2 separate regions of the Homo sapiens genome follow, and region 1 is linked to region 2. Evidence: chromatin loops called from intact Hi-C (ENCODE). Cell type or tissue: heart right ventricle. All regions are shown on one strand. Each heading gives the region's core, and the rest is flanking DNA. Links, peaks and the distances in the headings are about the cores only. Region 1 overlaps APP (amyloid beta precursor protein). Region 2 overlaps APP (amyloid beta precursor protein).

Region 1 (11,241 bases), core at 1,923-9,922, 150 kb before region 2:
TTGCTAGAGGATCTCTATTTTATGTTACTGTTTTTTGCATACTAGAGTCTTCTACAGATATTTGTATGAATGTTGTCAGTCATTCTGGAAATAAGCATAGCTATTACTTGCATTTCACGTGGCCACTAAACTATCAGTGAGAAGTGCATTAAATTCAGTAGAAATGTACATTGTTTCTGCAAATTGTATTACCTTGAGAATCTTACAAAGCATCTTTCATTAATACATTTCTTTTAAAATCTCTATCAATTACAAATGTAAAGATAAACCTGTACAGATGCATTTTAAATTTAAAGCTTCCAGAATGTAAGGTTTAGTTCGACTGCATACCTCATTACCTCCCCTTCCCTCCTCCCTCCCCTTACTCCCAGGAAGTTTGCAGGGTAAATAAAACATGCACATGATAATAAAACAAAGTGGAATGTACTAAAATACCAAAAGGAAAATACAGATTAGGTATACTGAGTAAATATGTTACAGAGAAAACTTCCTGTATTTAAAAAGTAAGGAACAATGGGATGAGATCATAGATAATCCTGGAGCATTTCCTGGTAGTAAATTTCCAGCCAGGTTTATATCCCAGGTCTGGGGATTGGAGGTTAAGTTTCTGCATATACAATATTTGTTTACATTCCTCTCTGCCTCTACCAGACAGACAGACAGACACACACACACACACACACACACACCCTCTGTCTCTTTCTCTCTCTTTCTCTCTCTCTCTCTCTCTCTCTCTCTCTCTCTCACTTGAGTGACAGATGCTGGTGCAGGGTATTCTCAACAGGAGTAGGGAATTTGAAATAAGGAGTTGAGAGGTCAAAGGTAAGGGGCTGAATGCAGGACCAGAGAGCTTCAGTAGCATCTTGATGGGCAGAGTATGAGATGAACAGTGGCAACGAGGAGGATAGGGAAAAATCACATTTTCTGTTTGTGTTTTGTTTTTGTCTGGTGGTTTTCAACCTCTCTCTGTTTCACTTGACTATGCTTGATTATGAAATCTTTTTTTTTTCTTTTTTTAATTTAAAGATCTCAACTGGCTTTGTTGTGATTCTACATTCAGGCAACACTATTCTGTAAAATAGTATAAATGTTCCGATGAGTTGAACAGAGGAGATTGGCTTTGTAGACAGAAAAGGGCTGAAGAAAACAGAAATAAAAAAATCTTTTCCTTTTCATAGTGAGAGCTCAGATGCAAATGTATGGAGTGGGGATGGATGGGAAATGCCGTCTTTTGCAAACCCTTGGAAACGCTGTCACCCTGTGGGTCTCACAGCCAGTGTACAGATAACACCCTCATCTGTACACAGAAGACAGAAGGTGGCAGGGGAAGGAATGAGCACACCCCAGAATGAGTAGCAAGTTTAATCAATAAAATATGTATTTCTTTTTTTATTGTTGTATAAGAAGAAAAGCAGACAGAACTCAAACCCTGAAGCTGATTTTGCAAGTGAAAAGCTTAGTAAAGGGGGAAATGTTATGTAACTATTTTTTCAGTTTAGTGTGGATGGCTTAAGAAATAATCATTACTGTGAGGACACTAGTATTTTTCTTGGAAAAAAAAGTTTGGCAAATTTTCCTCTTTAGATTAATCTTGGTTATAGATTATTATTATGCTTGAGTGGTACCTCTTCAGAAGTAGAAATCTGGCAAAAACTGGAGTACAATGATTGCTCTAGGAATAAATTCACATATTTAAATTTAAAAGCCTGGATATGTGCATCAATTAATAGCTTTATGAAACAGGGATGCTTAGTAGATTAGCTAGCTGAGTATTCAGAGAGGGCCACAGAAGTCTCAGGTTCACATGTATTAAATCTGCTGAAATAGAAACCTAAGAGATCATTTTATTTAGGTTTATTTTGTGTGGCTACATGTTGAAGAAACATGCAATAGAGATTTAGCTTGAACCTTGCGAGACTCACAGTATCTTACGAAAGAAGATAGTTAAAATGGGGAAGATGAGAGGTTTTTAAAAATGTCACCTCTGTAGAACGAACCAGAGTTGTTCTCAATTTATAATGTTGAATTTGATGCCAGGCGTGATGTTAGGCCAATAACACTGAGTCATTGAGTGTTTCTCAGGTATGTAGAGAAGGCAGCATTGCACACTAATCAGGAGAGTTTAGACCAGGGCAGGAATGCATGGGCATAAATTCTGTCTTTGTTTCTTTTGAGCTAGTGACCATGGGCAAGTTTCTGTGCCTCAGTTTTTTCCTTTGTAAAATGGGATGAGTACTTCTAGTTATTGAGGATCGAATTAATATCTTTGTTAAATGCTTGAAACAGTGTGTGAGTTAATATATATGTAACCTGATGGCATAGCATAAGCACTGTGTGTTAGTTGCTGCTATGTATGGTGATGATGTTGATGTACAATGGGTATATGTAAGTTTCCTGCATAGTTGAAAGTTAAAAATCTAGATGATGTTTCACTTATTGACAAATTACTTATTGGCCAATTAAGACTATTGCAGGAAATTGACAGATTGTTGTCTATGAGTTTGATCTAAATTTAAAAAGCACATGGTATCTCAGATACAATTTTTAGAATACATGTTATAAAATTTCATTTATTAAATATGTATTGTGTATTTCAATTGGTTTTTTGAAAAATGAAAATAATTCATGCTCATTGAAAAATTTAAAACAGTACAGAAATGTGCAAAAAGCATAAGCATTTTTTACACAAATGGGAAATACCTAGTTTTTTTTTTTCTTTTTTTCCACATAACATGGATGTAGACCTTTTTTTTTTTTTTTTGAGACAGAATCTCCCTCTGTCACCCAGGCTGGAGTGCAGTGGCGCGATCTCGGCTCACTGCAACCTCCGCCTCCTGGGTTCAAGCGATTCTCCTGCCTCAGCCTCCTGAGTAGCTGGGACTATGGGCACTCGCCACCATGCCCAGCTAATTTTTGTATTTTTTAAGTAGAGATGGGGTTTCACCATGTTGGCCAGGCTGGTCTCAAACTCCTGACCTCAAGTGATCTGCCCACCTCGGCCTCCCAGAGACCTATTTTTTAATGTTGTACACACTGGCAGCTTGCCACAGATGTCTAATATTGAGCAAGTTTATACACTGGCTTGATTATTAACTATTAGTTGGCTATCAGCTATGTGCAAGGAACTGTGAACAGACTTGGTTTAGTTTTCAGTAGAATCTTTGCTAGCAAAACGAATAAACAGGCTTTGCCAATCTGGGTAGAAATGGAAGATTTCAAATGCCAGCAAAAGAATTTTGGTCCTAATATGGAAGCTTGAAGTTATGTTCACCCAAGGACAGGGAAACCAAAAAGCAGATTGCTTGAGAATGCGGCATTTCTCTAGGAAATCAGTTTCAAAATAAAATGAATTTTTTGTTTTGTTTTGTTTTTGAGACGGAGTCTCGCCCTGTCGCCCAAGCTGGAATGCAGTGGTGCGATCTCAGCTCACTGCAATCTCCGCCTCTCAGGTTCAAGCGATTCTCCTGCCTCAGCCTCCCGAGTAGCTGGGATTACAGGCGTGTGCCACTATGCCCAGCTAATTTTTATATTTTTAGTAGAGACGGGGTTTCACTATGTTGGTCAGGCTGGTCTCAAACTCTTGACCTCGTGATCCGCCTGCCTCGGCCTCCCAAAGTGCTGCGATTACAGGCGTGAGCCACCGCGCCCAGCTGCAGTAAAGTGAATTTGTGTAACCAGCCATGTTATGGCTGTTACATCTTTAAAACTTTATAGTGATCTGCTGTTTAATTGAAATTATATATTTTTTTTAAAAATCAGCATATGTTGCTCAAAAATAAAAGGTTTTTAGCTTCAAAAGCAGGCCAAGGATATTTGAAAGCCTTGAGTGTATGAAACTGGTGATACTGTGGTTAAATGATGATGAACGCAGGGAAAAATCAAGAAGCAGAGTCCCAAAGAATTCACATGGGTTTTTGTTAACCAGCTCATGTAATTATAATTGTCCTGTCCAACTAAAGACAAGAAGACAAGAAGTGGGTTCACATACGAGGATGTGTAATGACAGAAGCCATATTTGTGATAAACATCCTGATTACAGTAGATACAGTGAGGAGTGATTAAGATGGTTCCAGAAGCAGGAGTGGAGGGTTCATGAGCAGGGATGAGGAATAAATAGGACAAACATTTTGGAAAAGGGAAAAGATGAATAAGCCTGTTTTGTAAATTAATGGATCCTGATGAATGAAGTGCAGTGATTCCTTAAGGTCTTATTAATGATGGACCCCAAACAGTGTTTGAATCTCTTAATTTCCAGATGGTTCCTTTTTTTCTTCACAAAGTCAGAAGGTTTTCTTATGAGAAATTTGATTCAACAAGAATAATTGTCACTTCTTTTGTTTTTTGGTGATTTTTTTTTTTTTTTTTTTTTTTTTTTTTGAGACTGAGTTTTACTGTGTCACCCAGGCTGGAGTGCAGTGGCGTGTCTTGGCTTACTGCAACCTCTGCCTCCCGGGTTCAAGCAATTCTCATGCCTCAGCCTCCTGAATAGCTGGGTTTACAGGCATGTGCCACCACGCCTGGCTAATTTTTGTTTTTGTTTTTTTTTTTTTTAGTAGAGACAGGGTTTCACTACATTGGCCAGGGTGGTCTCGAACTCCTGACTTCAAGTGATCCACCCACCTAGGCCTCCCAAAGTGCTGGGATAACAGGTGTGAGCCACTGCACCTGGCCAATTTTTTGGTGATTTTGATAGGAATTTTTTTTTTTGCCTGATGCTTTTTTTGAGAGAATCTAATAATTTGTCTCTTATTTAATAATTTGGCTTTCATTAGCTTCCAGAAAGCCACATACTGTCTTCATTGAAAAATGTAAGGCATCCTAGATGATACAGACTGATAAATTACTTTTCAGCCATAAAAGATACTTATGAGAATAAGAGATCTGTTGCATAAAGAAAAGTCATTTGTGTTAAGTGAAGAAATGCATTATTACTCTTGCTGCTTTGCTAAATTTCAAACATTGAATAACTAATATATTTTGACCCCCTGGAGATATTTTACAGGAAGAAAAATGAGAGGTTTAATCCTACTGTTGAGATAGACTTAACGTGTTTTAGACCTGCCCCTCATCCCAAGTTACTACAAACTCATTTGTTTAGTTTTTCCTTGTCTGTGTGCTCGTTATTTCACAGTAAAATTAGTGAGGCAACATAAATTTTATTTTTAAGAGAAAGTAAAGAAAATGGCTTTATCCATTAAAGGTTTATTCATCTTAAAAAAGGACTTGTTATATCTACTCCTACTATTGGATGAATTTTCAAAAGCATATTGATACTGTGTTTGGTTTTGTTTGTTTTCGGGACAAGTCCTCACTCTGTCACCCAGGCTGAAGTGCAGTGGTGTGATCTGTAGCCGTGGCCTCCTGGGCTGAAGCCATCTTCCTGCCCCAGCCTCCAGAGTAGCTGGGACTACAGGCATGTGCCACCACATCTGACTAATTTCTTAAATGTTTTGTAGAGATGGGGTCCCCACTATGTTGCCCAGGCTGATCTTGAACTCCTGGGCTCAAGCGATCCTCCTGCCTCGACCTTCCAAAGTGCTAGATTACAGGTGTGAGCTATTGTGCCTGGCCAATGTTGTTTTTATAAATATCATTACTCAGTTATTTTGTTTATAATTGAATTGATAGGCTCATAGAATAAAGATGGATAAGCACTGTTTCTTAACTGTATTTATTGATTTTTTTATCTTTCAAAAAAAAAATCCTCATCTACTTCAAAGATTAAGCCTTTAAAACCGATGCAAAGTTTTTGAAGTCTTAGCTTAAGTCTTCAGAGACTAACATTAAAACCCATCATATGAAAAGTGATATGTAGTAGCAAATATTCTCCATCCTGATGCTCTCAATTGCTTATTATGGTTTAACACAAATATAATTTTGTCATTACAGTAAATTAGTTTGAGGATATAACTGAAGAGTACCTAAGAAACTCCCATAGAAATGTGAAAATATGCAGACTAATTATTCTAAGAATAATTAATCATAGATACTTACATATTAAATTGATTAGCAATTTAAAATTAAAGCCAAATTTCTGTGGAAATTAGCTTATTTTCATACACAAAGAAACCTAGATTCTTAGGGGTACAACCAAGAAAGGGCCACTCCTTCATTTCACAAATATTTTCGAGGTCCTTGCCCCCAAGAGGGTAGACAGAATAAAAAGGAGGAAGGAAGTGACTTGGAAAAAATTAAGTTGGGTAAGGAATATAAGAGAATGCTACGTAGAAGGATGTGTGTTGTGAATGCAATAGTTTCTGTAGTATTGTCAAAGTTCTCTGATCATTTCAGTATGTGAAGGTAAACTTAGATAACTGGGGGAAGGAACTATATATTTACTACATTGTAAAAGAATAATTGTAGACAGAAGATCTACTTTGGGTGATTAAATGTTGAAAACAAGTGGTGGGAGAGAGAAGTTAGTGTTGATTGTGATCACACACTTTTCTATACAGTAATTTGTTTGATCACTCATGATAATGCCTTACATTTTGTATGTACTAAATAAATGAGTTCTCTAGAAATTCTATGTTGTGGTGATAAAGAATTACGTTCAGATTGAAGATTCGAACAGCTGTGCAACCTTCTCAACATTTAAGAAACTGCGAACAAGCATAGAAAGAAGATTAAAGCCTTTTAAATAAGATTCTTTTTTTTCAGCCTCTTTTTGGAACATTTTATTGTGAAAAGGTTTCATAAATACTGTCAATACATCACGTTCAGTCATTTGCAATTGTATTTCAAAAATTCAGTTGGCCTGCAAAAAGAAAAAATGCCTCATTTTTGAAATATTTCATCCATGCCCTGATTGATTGGGACACTTTCAATAGAGGGTGCCTAGACATAATTTTGTGTGAAGAAGTTAGTAGAGTTTGGAAAGAAAATGTGTATTGGAATTAAATTTAGTGGCATGAAAATGAAAATTTCTCTGTCATTGTCTTTTTTTTTGGCTCCTTTTTTGGCCATTTTACAGCTAGTGTTTAGTGTGACAAGGATCAAAATTGGCCCTTTAAAAAAATATATTGAATTCTATTACCTCTGTTATCTAAAAGAATTGTATTTTTCAATTTGAAGAGCTTGAAGCCAATACTACTATATACCATTAACTTGACAGGAATTGAAAATCTAATTGAGGTCATTATGATTAGCCTTGTATCTTGCTAGTATTTTCTCAATCTTATTTTGAATGTTTTGTGTCAAGTGTTAAATCCTCTTATACCACAGAATCCAGAAAATTTAAATGCAACAGAAGTAAAACGAATATAAAAATTCTATGGTTGTTGTGGAGGGGCGTTCTTGGCTAACCCATAGGGTGTTTGAATGTAAAGGCAGCTTACAGAACTGCTGCTAGTTGAATTGTGGAGGGTTTCACTTTTAAGAGTACATTTGAGACAAAATTGCAATTTTGGAATCACTTATTCCTGCTTGTTCAGTGAAATAGGAGAGGGGGGAATTCCTGAGGGAAGCTGGGAGATTTCCAGGTGATGATAGAGTAGCCATGTGAGTATTTGGCTGAAACAGAGTAGAAGCCACCTCTGTCTGTTGGACAGAGGTGGCCTTAACACTGAGTATCAATCAGCATGGCCATTAGAGCTGTCCAGGACAAACATAATGAATGTTGTGGTGGCAGAGAGGGTATACTTAAATGAACAAAATTGGAGGCTGACTTTCCTTGTTTCTTGGTAGTTCCTTTCTTCGTATTTGCTATTTGGATATTTCACTTCACTTTTGTGAGCTAGACTCAAAGGTTAAATTTATATCATTGTGAATTTTCTGGGTCATATTGTAGGGACACAGATGGGAAGCATCCCTTCAGTTTATTGAGAGTATTTCTTATGCGCATGTGTTTTTAATTGTATTTATTGATTTAATAAATAGCCGATGAGATGAGAAAAAAATATTAGTGTCTTGTTGTTGCAGAGAAAAAGACATTGGATGCATTCTTAGAATTTATTATCACATGCGAAGTTATTTAGATTTACAAAGCAATCTGACATGTTGACTTCATTGCTCGTTTGCTCATTTCTATCAGAGGTTGAACACAAAGCCAAGCCTAAGCCCGTGATTCTTCTGTGTGCAGATGAGGGGGAAGGTTTAATGCAGAATGTTTAGCTGAATATTTGGATTGTGCATTCCCCTTTTATGTCTCTACTGCAAGTTTTCTCAGGGCATTTGTGATTGACTTCTGTGATGTTGACATTTATTTGGAGTTAGATGTTTAAAAAATTACTAATTTATGGCCTGGTGCGGTGGCTTACACCTGTAATCCCAGCACTTTGGGAGGCCAAGGCGGGTGGATCACGAGGTCAGGAGATCCAGTCCATCCTGGCTAACATGGTGAAACCCTGTCTCCACTAAAAATACAACAAATTAACCGGGCGTGGTGACAGGCACCTGTAGTCCCAGCTACTCGGGAGGCTGAGGCAGGAGAATGGTGTGAACCTGGGAGGCAGAGCTTGCAGTGAGCCATCGTGCCACTGCACTCCAGCCTAGGCAACAGAGCGAGACTCCGTCTCAAAAAAAAAAAAAATTTACTATCTTATTGTTTCTCTCATTTTGAATTTGTGAAATTATTATTCATTTTATGGACATACTGCATGGATTCTGTGTTTCAGTTATGACAGGAGATCTAGAATCTGGGTGGGGCTGTGAGTAAATAGAAAGGTAACTCAGTCTGTGCCTTGAGGAATTCCGCAGTCCAGTGGAGGAAGAAAGAGACGGAGAAATAATTAGGTACAGTGTGCCAAAGGCTATAATAGAGGAGGTACAAACTCTTCCCAGAGAAGGCAGGCAGAATTTGAACTAGGTTTCAAGGATGTGTGAAGGTGAACTGGGGTGGGGAGGGCTTCCCAGACAGAAAAAACAGCGAGGGTGTAGAGTTTCAAAGGGGGAAGCCCAGGGGTATAATAAGTGAAGGAGACAGTGTGAAATTATAAATTTTGGATGCCCTTAATGAGTTTGAACTTCATTTTCTTAGAAATGGAGTACTTTTAAATGTTCCTAAAATGGGGACGAGGCATTGATATTCATGGTTCAGTTAGGTTTAGGAGCTTTTGTAGAAGTCCTTTTCAAGGTCTGCTTAATCTCATGGGCCAGATAGTGACACCTCGATGCAAGGGAGCATGTAAATGTGCTCTATTAGCTGGGAGCATTGCTATCAGAAATTACATTTCCGGCTCTCTTCTTAAGGGTAAAGGAGAGGTAGGATATTGAGTGGCAACTGGCATTCTGGGATGTAGAAGAAATACAGTACCATAAAGGGATAGAGGAAAATGGGTAGACTTAACGTTCTGAACCAAAGCTAAGATTCTCCGTGAGCGATTAGAGTAGGCTTTTGGGATTTGCTTACCTTCTCTTATCTGCTAGCCAGCCACACAGGAAGCACATCTTTGTGGAGTGACAGAGGAGGAGGTAGGAAATGCTTTCTCATTTTTATGGTAGAAACATCCAAGAGCTGAGCCTTCATTCTGGCTGAGAGAACTCTAGATGGTTCAGACTTGCATTCCTGGGAAGGCCTTCCAGCTAGAGTGATGGAACAAAGCAATGATTTCTGTGGCCCTGTGTGGACAGCAGTGGCAGTCAGTTTACTCTCCCTGTTGGTTAACTGTCTTTCGTTTGATCTAGAGACTTCCTCAAAACAATTTTGTTGTGCTTGTTCTTTGAAAGCAACAGCAGACAAAACAAGCTTTGAGGTTTTTAGAAAAGAGCTTGACACTGAGCACCTCTTTTGAGCTAGATCTGTCTGTCATGCTGAACCTGTTTTCTGTGGCTGCGTAGCTTTTCAAATCTGTTTATGCTTGCTGGTGTTATTGAAACAGAATGGGAAGATCTATGCAAAAAGGAACATTGATCTTAATAAATTTATGTCAGTAAGAATGGGACTGCCATTTTAAAATTTATTTTAATTCCTTACCTATTTTCTTGTTCAATTATTCTAAAAGTGATTAAATGAAGATACGTCACAGAAAGTATGCTTTGAAATCAAGATGTGGGGAAAACCTGTAGTTCTGAGTAGGCCTGATAGAATCATCATTGTTAGAGTATTTGGAGGTTTTGTAGTAGGGATTTTGTCTTCACTTAAATATTTAGTTGAAATATGTTCCAATAGTTTGACACATTACAGAATCTGTCTGAAAGAAATGTCTAAAATATGATTCCTCAGAAGCTGCTCTTGGTTTTACTTTCTGCTGTTGGTTTTACTTTCTAACATTTCATTTTGATCCCGCAGTTTTAAGAGTAATCAAAAAGGCCGGGCACGGTGGCTCACACCTGTAATCCCAGCACTTCGGGAGACTGAGGTGGGTGGATCACTTGAGGTCAGGAGTTCAAGGCCAGCCTGGCCAACATGGTGAAACCCCGTCTCTACAAAAAATACAAAAATCAGCCGAGCGTGGTGGTGCATGCCTGTAGTCTCAGTTACTCGGGAGGCTGAGACAGGAGAATCCCTTGAACCCAGGAGGCGGAGGTTGCAGTGAGCCGAGATCATACCACTGCATTCCAGCCTGGGCAACAGAGCCAGACTCTGTCTCAAAAAAAAAGAGTAATCAAAAAGCTACATTATTTAAATCTTGGCATGTCTTTAAAAAATGTTAAACTGTCAGGAAAATTATCACTTCTGGATACCACCTTCAGAAAAACACATGAAAATTTGTGCATGTCTCAAATAGTTGTTAATTTATGAAAAATTAGAAAGAGTGTTTGAATGTATATTTCTGTCATATTATATTGCTCATATTTTTAAATTATACTTTTTTTCACCCGTGAAGCCCATATAGTTAAGTTTGAAAATTTTAATTATATTAGAATTTGAAAATTAAATAAATCTCCTTTAATTCATGCATAATTTTCTAATAGTCATATAGTTTGTATTATATAATTTGAGAAACTTGGTTCTAAAAAAATTGTCTGCCAAAGAATGTATATTTCTGAATTCTGTTCTGCTTTCATACATCTGAAAATATTTGAGCTATCATAACTGGCTATGCTTCAAACCCAGTCTGAAATGGGTGACCTTTGCTGGCTTTGGATTGCAGAGCTGGGGGCTGTTGTTTGCTTTATCTGATTTAAAATAGTCAGTAGTTTATTTTGCAGGCAGTTAGATGTATACCTTTGCATAAAATCATTGAACTGAAAAGGTTGGCACTCCAAGAATACGTTGTGAGAAAAGAGAACTTGAGTACTCACTCTCGACTCACCTGAATCTTATTAATATTTTATTGATTAATATCTGTTGTATTTTTA
Region 2 (11,241 bases), core at 1,902-9,901:
TGCTGTGAACCCGAACATGAACTCACATACTTCAGTTGGAGGCCTCAGTAGTAGCATGCTGTACAAAAATGAAACTAAAGCTCCAGGGAGTATTTGGGAACAGGGCAAAAGGGTAATGGCTCCTCCTTATAGAGCAAGCCTCAGGCCTTTACCTTTGTGTTTTGAAGATGGAGAGGATGCACTTCTACTCTCGCCCGGGTTGTAGCATGCTTGCTAATGATGTCAAGAGAACTAGTGTCAGCACTGACCATAGATGTGACAGGTAACAGCCTGTTATTTTGTGCCCCATGTCATGGCAGCCATTGATTCCGAGGTGTTTGATACACACTTTGATAGAGGCAGAGTGAAGCAGGACATGGACAAGCATCTTTCCGTGTAGTTTAATGGTCTCAATCTAGAAAGCCCACTCAGATAATTAGGTTGCTTAAAATGTGATGAGACTAGGGAATAGAGCCATATAGAAGTGTGTGTGAGAGAGAATTCAGTGGTTTAGTATATTCACAAAGATACACATTTGACACCAGCCTGGGCAACATAGTGAGAACCTGGCTTTACCAATTAAAAAAAAATAGAATAGCAGAAGTAATCAGTGAAAGGCATTTTAATACAATTATATCTAGATTTATTAAAAATAAAATTTTAGTCCAATTTAATTAAAGGCCAGAAACTAGATTTTTAAAGAATATTAGTCTTTCTCATATTTTCCCCAAATCAGTTGCTTTAAAAAAAAAAAAGTGTGCAGATGCCTCAGGCACAATAACTGTACTCAACTCAAGAATTTGCAATTAAGAAAAAAAAAAATCAAACCTCAAAGAAGAAATCCAGCAACTCAGAGGTTCAGGTTCATTTAAACATGCATACATTTACATGGGCACACTTTTTTTGTTTTGTTTTGTTTTTAAGATGGAGTTTTTGTTTGTCGCCCAGGCTGGAGTGCAATGGCGCGATCTCGGCTCACTGCAACCTCTGCCTCCCGGGTTCAAGTGAGTCTCCTCTCTCAGCCTCCTGAGTAGCTGGGATTACAGGCGCACACAACCGCGCCTGGCTAACTGTTGTATTTTTAGTAGAGACAGGTTTTCACCATGTTGGCCAGGCTGGTCTTGAACTCCTGACCTCAGGTGATCCACCTGCCTTGGCCTCCTAAAGTGCTAGCATTACAGGTGTGAGCCACTGCACCAGCTGGGTGCACCTTTTTGTTTGTTTGTTTTGTTTTGTTTTGTTTTGTTTTGTTTTGTTTTGTTGACATGGAGTCTCAGTCACCCAGGCTGGGATTCAGTGGCACGATCTTGGCTCACTGCAACCTCCGTCTCCCAGGTTCAAGCAATTCTCAATTCTCCTGCCTCAGCTTCCCAAGTAGCTGGGACTACAGGTGTGTGCAACCACACCTGGCTAATTTTTGTATTTTTGGTAGAGATGGGTTTCACCACGTTGGCCAGACTGGTCTCGAACTTCTGACCTCAGGTGATTCACCCACCTTGGCCTCCCAAAGTGCTGGGTTACTGGTTTGAGCCACCACACCCAACCGGGCACACGTTTTTAGCCAAGCCATAGGTCTGATTAAGTACAGTCAGATTCCTTGAGCAGGTTACAAAGCTGTGGATTTGAATGGAGATCTTTAGTTCCCTTGCAGAACAATGAGTTTCCAAAAGCAGAGTGGCTTACAGCCTAACCAGCTGCTTCTCTCAGCCTTTAACCATTTTGCCCTCCTGAAAATTCATCTTTGGTTTCCAACCACCTCTTCCAATATGCCTGACTTTTTGTGATTCTGTTAGTAGAAGAGTAAAAAGTCAAGGGGAGGCAAGAATGAATGAATCTCATATAAAAATGATGCTCAAGAGAATCCCTTAATTTTCAAGACAGCAGCCCAAATTGTAAACATTGAGACTTTTACAGTGTTAAAAAAAAAAAAGTGTTTACAGGCCAGGCATGGTATCTCACACCTGTTATCCCAGCACTTTGGGAAGCTGAGGCAGGATGATCGCCTGACCCCAGGAGTTTGCAAGCAGCCTGGGCCCCATAGGGAGACCAAAAAAAAAAATTGTTGTTTTGGCTGTAGTGTCACAGGCTTATAGTCCCAGCTACTCAGGAGGCTGAGGTGGGAGGGTCGCTGGAGCCCAGGTGAGGTCAAGCCTGCAGTGAGCCGTGATCACACCACCACACTCCAGCCTTGGTGACAGTGAGACCCTGTCCAAAAAAAAAAAAGATTAAGGCAGAGGAAATGTTAAAGGTTACGCTATATTTAGTTGATAATAATGGTAAGACTGTTCAGGTGTTTTAACTATGAGAGTAGGGTTGCCTCTTTCTTAAATTTATATATGTTCTTATTGGGTATAATTTCTAGACAGAATATGCAAGTATCACAGAATATGGATGGCAATTTTATGTTGCTTGCACGTGACTTTAGGTTCTTATGTTTCATGATAGGAGCAAAGAAAAGTCTTGCTTGCCAATTCTTATGATTGCATCTGTTCTGGAAATTTACTAGCATTTGTTACCCAGGATTTCTGAAGTGCTGGTGACTGCTGCCCAGTAGTCTTGGTGGGCAAAGTTACTAAAATGCATCACGAATCCTTCTGGTGTTTGCTTGGGCTATGGCAGGGTTTCTGGACCTTAGTACTATTGATGTTTTGGGCCAGATAATTGTTGCGGATGATTGTCCTGTGCATTGTAGGATGTTTAGCTGCATCACTAGCCTCTACTCGATGCCAGCAGCACCCCCAAGTGATGACAATCAAAAATGTCCCCTGGGAGGAGTAGGGGATAGACTCTCTCTGGTTGCAAAACACTGGGCTATGGTGTTGAGATCTGCAGTGATGAGCAGCTTTAGATATGTGAACAGAAGCCCAGGCGTGGTGGCTCACACTTGTAACCCCAGCACTTTGGGAGGCTGAGGTGGGCGGATTACTTGAGATCAGGAGTTTGAGGCCAACCTGGCCAACATGGTGAAACCCCGTCTCTACTAAAAATATAAAAATTAGCCGGGCATGATGATGGGTGCCTATAATCCCAGCTACTTGGGAGGCTGAGGCAAAGAAATCACTTGAACCTGGGAGGTTGAGGTTGCAGTGAGCTGAGATCGTGCCATTGCACTCCAGTCTCGGCAGACAGACTGAGATGCCGTCTCAAAAATAAATAAATAAAAATAAAAAAGTGAACAGAGAAATACCCGTGCAATACTGTGTCTCATCCCCCAAAGACGGAGTCTTGCTGTCGCCCAGGCTGGAGTGCAGTGACACGATCTCAGTTCACTGCAATCTCTGCCTCCATGGTTCAAGCGATTCACCTGCCTCTGTCTCCGAGTACCTGGGATTACAGGTGTGCCTCACCAAGACCAGCTAAGTTTTGTGTGTTTTTTTTGTTTTGTTGTTTTTTGCTTTTTTTTTTTTTTTTTTTTTTGAGACGAAGTCTCACTCTGTCACCCAGGCTGGAAGGCAGTGGCACAGTCTTGGCTCACTGCAACCTCTGCTGCCCAGGTTCAAGCGATTCTCTTGCCTCAGCCTCCCAAGTAGCTGGGATTACAGGCACCTGCCACTGCGCCCGGCTAATATATTTTTTTTTTTTGTAGTTTTAGTAGAGACAGGGTTTCACCATGTTAGCCAGGCTGATCTTGAACTGCTGACCTCAAGTGATCCATCCATCTCGGCCTCCCAAAGTGCTGGGTTTACAGGCATGAGCCACCAAGCCCGGCTGGTCTCATTTTAATGTAAGCTCTAACTTCTGTATCACTGCTTTGCACATTGTAGATAACCAGTGAACATTTTTTATTGTATAAGAAAAAGTAAAATAAACAAAAATATGCCAAAGCAAATATGATAAATACACATTTAGTAAGGTAAAAGCAAGTATTTGATAAAATGTGTAATGTAGTCTAGTAGCTTTATTTAGAAACAGAAAACAACATAAAATGTTGACTTGAAACATTGCGTATGCATATTTGCCATGTAGACAGTGAGATATGGAGGTAAACTGCTTTCCTAGTTTTGTTTTGTTTTTTTTTTTTTTTGTTCAAAAGGAATTCACTCTCCCCTTGTCCACTGTTATAAAATAGCAAATGGTGATTAGCATCTGTGCTGTAACCAGAGACACTGCTGTTCCCAGCTGGAATCTGTAGGTTCTTTGCCTGCTAGAGATTGTGACAAGAAGCCAGTTAACATGGAGAGGTGTACATGTCAGTCTTCCCCAGAAAAGGACATGAAACAGTAGGACCATCCTTCCAACCCATGACCTACATCTAGAGGCATTCTTTTTTTCTTTTTTTTTTTTTAAACCGGAACAGAAATATCATCTAATTCTTTCTTTACAGAGAAGTGGTATAAGGAAGTACATTCTGGCCAGGCACGATGGCTCATGCTGTAATCCCAGCACTTTGGGAGGCCGAGGTGGGTGCATCACCTGAGGTCAGGAGTTTGAGACCAGCCTGGCCAACATGGTGAAACCCCTCGCTACTAAAAATACAAAAATTAGCCGGGCGTGGTGGCACACACCTGTGGTCCCAGCTACTCGGGAGGCTGAAGCAGGAGAATCGCTTGAACCCGGGAGACGGAGGTTGCAGTAAGCCGAGTTCACTCCATTGTACTCTAGCCTGGGTGACAGAGCGAGATTCGTCTCAAAAAAAAAAAAAGAAAAGAAAAGAAAAAGGAAGTATATTCTAAGCCCTTGAATTGATCTTGGCTTTCTTCATTATTTTTACAAGTAAAAATAAAAACTTTGATATTTCTGATGTTCTGGGATATTATAGGAATGATACCACTTGAATTCAGCTTTCTAAGAAGTCTGGTATTTCAATAGTCTTAATATGAGTAAGAAAATTATGATCTTGGTACTGGATCTAAGGCAGAGGTATCGAAGCTGTTTTAATGTTGCTTGAGATAGGACAGAACTTCAGAGTAAAATAAATGTGTATAGACAATCTGTTCAATCTGTTCAAATTAAGTTGTTGAGCTGTATATTTGAATCTTAAGACTACTAATTTTGTTGTATCTGTCTTTTCCCAAATATATGTGTACTTCTTTTAATAAGCCAAAACCTATGCAACTTTTACTAATTCTTCCCTAACTACTTCTTTTGGAAAATGATTAAATCTTATGTCTCACGTTTTGACATATCTATTGCATTTAAAAGATAAGGTTGATCATGCTGCTTCTCAAACTGAGATATCCATTCGAGTTATCCAAGGCCCTTGGAAAACAATCGTTGTTGAGTCTGTATGGGGGGCCTGAGTCCCAGGTGGTGTTGACTCTGCTGGTCCATGATCCTATTTTGAGTAGTAGACTCTAGTAGCGTCTCCTGCCTTCCATATGGTGCAGATTTGCAGCATTGAGACAGGAAGTAAGAAACTGAAAAGGAAAACCATTCTTACCTTTGGTGTTATTGTTCTTGGTATATTACAGATACCAACAAGTATGAGGCAATCCTGAGACATCTACCTACTGAGCTTTTCTTTCCTTAAATTCACACCTCAAGACCAAGGAAACCGAAAAACTCTTACAGTCTCCCTACATGTGTTCACTTGTGCCCCTATTTCCTGTCATTAACATGGTAGTGTAGCCAACTCCTGCTAGCCTGTAAAAGCTAATTATTACAGTATAGAGGAATTTTGTAAGCCATAGCCATTAGTAGCTTGAAATACCAATGGTGGGAGTATTTATACCATGGCAGTTGGCATACACTGTAACTCAAGAGTGTTCTATTTGTTTGTTTTTCTAGACAGTGCCAGTTTCCCAGCATACTCCTGTCTCTCATTCAGTAAGAAAAAGCACTTCCCCTTATTTTCCAATACAGGACATGATATCCCGAGTTTTGAGCTTCTTGTTAATAGCCTGTTGCACGCTAACCACGCAGCTCAGTGAAGAGCAAGTTTATTCCCATAACAAACAGGAAACAAAGGTTGAGGAAAAACCACAGTGGTACCCTTTTGTGAGTGTTCCCTAACACCGTCACGGGAGTCCTGATTAGTCTAAATACTTTACAAGTAAATCTCCTTCAGGTGGCATTTTATAAACAATCTTTCATCATGGAGAGATGAGAATTGGGTCAGGTATAATTAGAATGACAGATGTATTGGCTAGCCTGAGAGAATTAACGCAATTCAGTAAAAAGGCTAGCCAACTGCGGATATCTTCTAGTTACTTCCGTGACAAATTAGCACCATCCTCTTGTACTGAAGCAGTGCTTTCATTAGCATGCACAGCTGTTTGCATCATCTTTGTTTGTATTTCAATCCATATTTGGAGCTTAAGTGAGATTTGTCATAAGACTTCAGTTCAAGCTTGCTTGCCTAATTTTACATGCTTCTATTTAGTAAAATATGATTACTAGGTCATAAATATTTGATAATTTATTGCCTTATTAGAGTAATTTTCTAAACATGTTTTTTGACGACTGCTTGCCACTACGTACAAGCACTTGAAAAATGTTCTTTTCTATTAAAAGTACATGGTTCCAGAATTGGGAAAATCACGTTCTTAAAAAATAACCAGTTTTCTATTGTGTTGGCTTTTAAAATTTTTTCATCAGTAGAATCAAATGCAAATATTGTCTGCTTATTTTTCAACAGAATACAAGTTTGATTTTAATAACTTAGGCTCATGAAATGTCACCACGTAGTAATACTTAGAATTACAGCAATAACTTAGGCTAAAAAAATAAAGTTGTTATGAACTACATTGAGCTCAGACAGATATATGTATTATGTAAACATTTATATAAAATGTATATAAATTGTATATTGTATTATATAATTATATATTGTAATATATAGTATATAATATATAATTTATAAATATAATACATAAATTATATTTATAAATTATAAAGTTTTTATATAATATATTATAATCTAATATATTATAATTATATTTATAAATTATAACGTTTATTTGAAATATTGAAGTTTTGTATACTTAGTGGATTTTAATATTTATGTCGTTTTCATTTTATTCCACTGTTACATTAAGGAAGTAACTTATTACAAAAATAAATTATATTTGTCTTACATTTGCCCTTTTTACTCTACTTAAAATTGGAGAAAAAGAGTTCAAGATAGGGAATTTCTGTCAGAAAGGAGAAATAGTTGTATTATGTGAAGTTTAAGTAGATATTCTTGTAGAGTATGGAGAAAATAATGCTATAAAATGTTGCCTTTTAAAAAAAAGTTCAGAAAATATAGTTCCTAGCTCTCTCTAAATGACTAGTTTGATTGTGACTGCTTTCCCAAAATTTGTAAATTTAAAATTTATACATCACATGGAATATAGTTTTATTTCACATACATTCCAGTAGGCTGAGAATACTTGAAATTCAATGATTAAAAATGAAATAATAATAACCAGCTTTGCTTTATTCTAAAACCAGCTTTATTCTTTATTTACCACTTTATTTACAGCGAATTATTTGCTAATCTGTTAACTTTGCTTCATAAGAAGGCATTATAATTATCGTACATTTGAAAGTGGAGATTTTCTCCCCATTCTGGTTGCCAGTTTCACAACTGTGTTCATTCTAAATTTATTAAAATATGTAAAATCAGCTTTCTAACCTTGGTTGTCCACAAAGAATTTCACTCCAATTTGAAATATCTATTCAGAACTAATTTTTTGTGGTTGAGCATTATTTTTTGAACAATGAATTGCATAATCATTTTGTATAATCCAGGGAGCTCTGGCTTAGATTCTGTATTATTTTGTGTTATACTGATTTTTAGAAAATGGAATGTAGCGTTGACACGAGCACAAATCTCAGCAAGGGCCTACCTTACAAAGATAAAATGCGTGGAGTTTTATTAGAAGCACATGATTTTGCTTTGTGTTTCGTATACACCAGCATTTCAGTGTAGTAAATGGCATTTTGTCTTGAAGAGTGAGCAGAGTTGTTACAAAAGAAGGCATAATGCTTCCTTGCCAGCAGAATTCAGATAAGTGAATATCAGAAAAGCTATTTGTGATCTTGAAAGTGTAAGAAATTCAACATCAATAAAGGATTGTGGTTCCTTAGATAGCCATGTAAGTCTTTGCCTATGTTTCTAACATTTCTCTTTAGGAAATATTCTTGCTTTTATTTTTCTGAACAAATTTTCTCCATTATTATCTCTGATATTTACTTTGAACAGAAAGGTGGATTGGAAATCAAAAAATAAGTTTGATTTCAAAAATGATTTCAAAATGTTAGTTTTCTCAGTATTTTACATTTTGAGAAGAGAACAAAGAAGGCAGATGAAGAGTTTTTTGTTTTTTCTTAAATTTGTTTTCTTTTCAACTTTATTTTTAATTGACATAATAATTACATATAGTATACATTTTGAAGATACGGTTTTAATTTTCACAGGAATCTTATTTGGGTTTAGTTATATAAGGTCTAATTTTGCATCCTCTACATTTAGTGGCTGATTTATAAATTTCCACTGAGTGATAATAGTAATTAATGTGAAACAGGTTTTTTGCTGATGTTTTTAGAAGTTTCAGTAGATTAGGAAGGAAGAAATTATGCTATTGAGAAAAATAGAAAATGTAAACATAAGCATTTGAACTCTCTCTTGAGATATTTTTATCTTCCATGAAACTAGATGCGGCTTATTGAAGATGTGTTTCAGGTCTCAGTGCTCTAAAACTCTTCTACTTGGTGAGCATCTTGATTGGTTAGATCTCTTACTAATATCCCATTGCTAGAGAGGGATGTAAAGGAAATTTTCTCAAACTGAGATTTCCAAATCTTCCAATCTCTGAGTCAAGTAAAGAGACAAGGTTAGAACTCTTAGGCAAACTGAAAAATCAATATTCCTATATTATCATTATTTTTTTCTTTTTTTGACACCAAGTCTCACTCTGTCGCCCAGGCTGGAGTGCAGTGGCACTATTTTGGCTCACTGCAATGTACGCTTCCCAGGTTCAAGTGATTCCAGTGCTTCGGCCTCGCGAGTAGGTGAGATTATATGTGCACGCCACCATGCCCAGCTAATTTTTGTATTTTTAGTAGAGACAGGGTTTCGCCATGTTGACTACGTTGGTCTTGAACTCCTGACCTCAGGTGATCTGCCCACCTCGGCCTCCCAAAGTGCTGGGATTACAGGCTTGAGCCACCATGCCTGGCTTCCTATATTCATTTTTTTATGTGGGCTTTTTAAAATCTTTTCAATAGCAAAGACTTGACACCAACCCAAATGTCCATCAATGATAGACTGGATTAAGAAAATGTGGCACATATACACCATGAAATACTATGCAGCCATAAAAAAGGATGAGTTCACGTCCTTTGTAGGGACATGGATGAAGCTGGAAACCATCATTCTCAGCAGACTATCACAAGGACAGAAAACCAAACTCTGCATGTTCTCACTCATAGGTGGAAATTGAACAATGAGAACACTTGGACACAGGGCGGGGAACATCACACACCAGGGCCTGTTGGGGGGGTGGGGGGTTGGGGGAGGGAAAGCATCAGGAGAAATACCTAATGTAAATGACGAGTTTATGGGTGCAGCAAACAACATGGCACATGTATACCTATGTAACAAACCTGCACGTTGTGCACATGTACCCTAGAACTTAAAGTATAATAAAAAAGAAAAAAAATTAAAAATCTTTTCTTTGAGACAATTGTAGATTTACATGCAGTTGAAAGAATTAATAGAGGCCGGGCGCGGTGCCTCACGCCTGTAATCCCAGCACTTTGGGAGGCCAAGGCAGGCGGATCATGAGGTCAGGAGATCGAGACCATCCTGGCTAACACAGAGAAACCCCGTGTCTACTAAAAAATCGAAAAAAATTAGCCGGTGTGTGGCGGGTGCTTGTAATCCCAGCTACTCAGGAGGCTGAGGCAGGAGAATGGCGTGAACCTGGGAGGCGGAGCTTGGCGAAGCCTGCAGTGAGTGGAGATAGTGCCACTGCATTCCAGCCTGGGCAACAGAGCGAGACTCTGTCTCAAAAAAAAAAAAAAAAAAAAAAAAAGAATTAATACAAAGAGACCCTGCATAGTCTTCACTCAGTACAGTATCACAACTATTAAATTGACATTAATCCCTTAACACTGCTTTAACCCAAGTCTATGCTGCTGCTTCTCCGTGTTCACTTCTGAGAGGCACTGGCCATTTCTTGTGTGCTTATTCATACTTTGTGTAAAAGCATTAGCATCATACATCGCTGGTGCTGACCCTACCCTCAGTCCCAGCTTCTCCCAGAGTAGGCTAAGATTCTCTTTTCTACTACATGGAAAATTGTTCTGGAATAATAAAGGGTTAGCAAAAAAGTCAGAGAAAACAAACAGTTGCATTCCCTTTCCCTGTAGTAGAGTAGGAATATAATTATGAGTGATAGAGGATACGTTCCATTCCTTTCCCAGTCCTCTCCGAAGTCAGCTTCACTGCTGTAGGAAGTTGCTGTTCTCATTATTTCCCTGAGGGAAAGTGTTGGGAAGTGAGAGTTGAGGTGATGGGGAATCAGGGTTGCTGACAATTGGGGGAATTATAACGAGAAGCTCTTTTTCACCAGGAGAGGGGTTGCATGTTAAGAGAAGGCCTATCTGCTCATCCTCCATGTCAGCAGATGAGAACCAGTTGGACAAGGTAGCTGTCTCTTAGAGATTGAGAAGTAACAAAAGCACACTGTCAGTCCTGTTCTTCCAGCCTCACGTACATCTTCTCCATACATTATGTATTTGACATTAAATTAACATACACTGTTACACCCATTCCTGACCGCATTATCTCAGGTAGCCTTTTGTATTTGAGTATTGTGGGATCTGTTGCTATTGCCCATGATGCCCACTTGGACTCCACCAAGGCAGTGAAACTCTTGGGGGCCGTTCAAAGTCAAGAGTGCCAACTGCCCCTAACAGGATTGGGAGAACCAACCAACACTCCCCGAATAGGGACTAACTCACTCTTTTCTTGGCCTTTATGAAAGGAAGGAGTTAAGGCTCTTACAGCTGGAGACTCCAGCAAGAGTTGTAGGCTCAACGTGTAGCTTATACTATTTACTTAATTAACATGTAAATGGATTTTGAGTTCTGAATGCTTGTTCTAGTTGATTAGGGCTCATTTAGCCTGGCTTCTACGAATTAGCTATAACAAATGGTTTCATAGCTGTTATAGAATGAGGCAGAAGAAAATAAAATGAATGTAGCATTATGTTTAATTAGTGGTATAGGAAAATGTTAATATAATGCCATTTAGATTCTGGACTGGGGAGATTGTGCCTTTATCATAAGTAAGAAATTGTTGCTAGGTTTCACATAAGGGCACATAGTTAT

The links. Peaks named below come from ENCODE experiments on the same cell type or tissue, not always from the same donor. Only the 100,000 strongest peaks of a DNase experiment are listed, where the experiment ranks them.
Region 1: it touches region 2 in a loop (3-fold over the local background); 17 of 110 quality-filtered maps call a loop at or near these places.

The regions. Positions count from the first base shown.
Region 1 is chr21:26,156,376-26,167,616 of GRCh38, reverse strand. All of the region lies in intron 1 of APP (amyloid beta precursor protein), which reads left to right. LOC124900466 (a long non-coding RNA gene) reads left to right here and starts at 10,478. Exons shown (of 2, transcript XR_007067829.1): 1 at 10,478-11,241. In heart right ventricle, for the core only: no CTCF peak of the experiment used is centred there; no DNase peak of the experiment used is centred there; H3K27ac peaks cover 229 bases.
Region 2 is chr21:26,002,976-26,014,216 of GRCh38, reverse strand. The region is part of intron 6 of APP (amyloid beta precursor protein); the gene reads left to right. Among named protein-coding and RNA genes, the nearest start is that of APP, 160 kb to the left of the region's middle. In heart right ventricle, for the core only: no CTCF peak of the experiment used is centred there; no DNase peak of the experiment used is centred there; H3K27ac peaks cover 1,391 bases.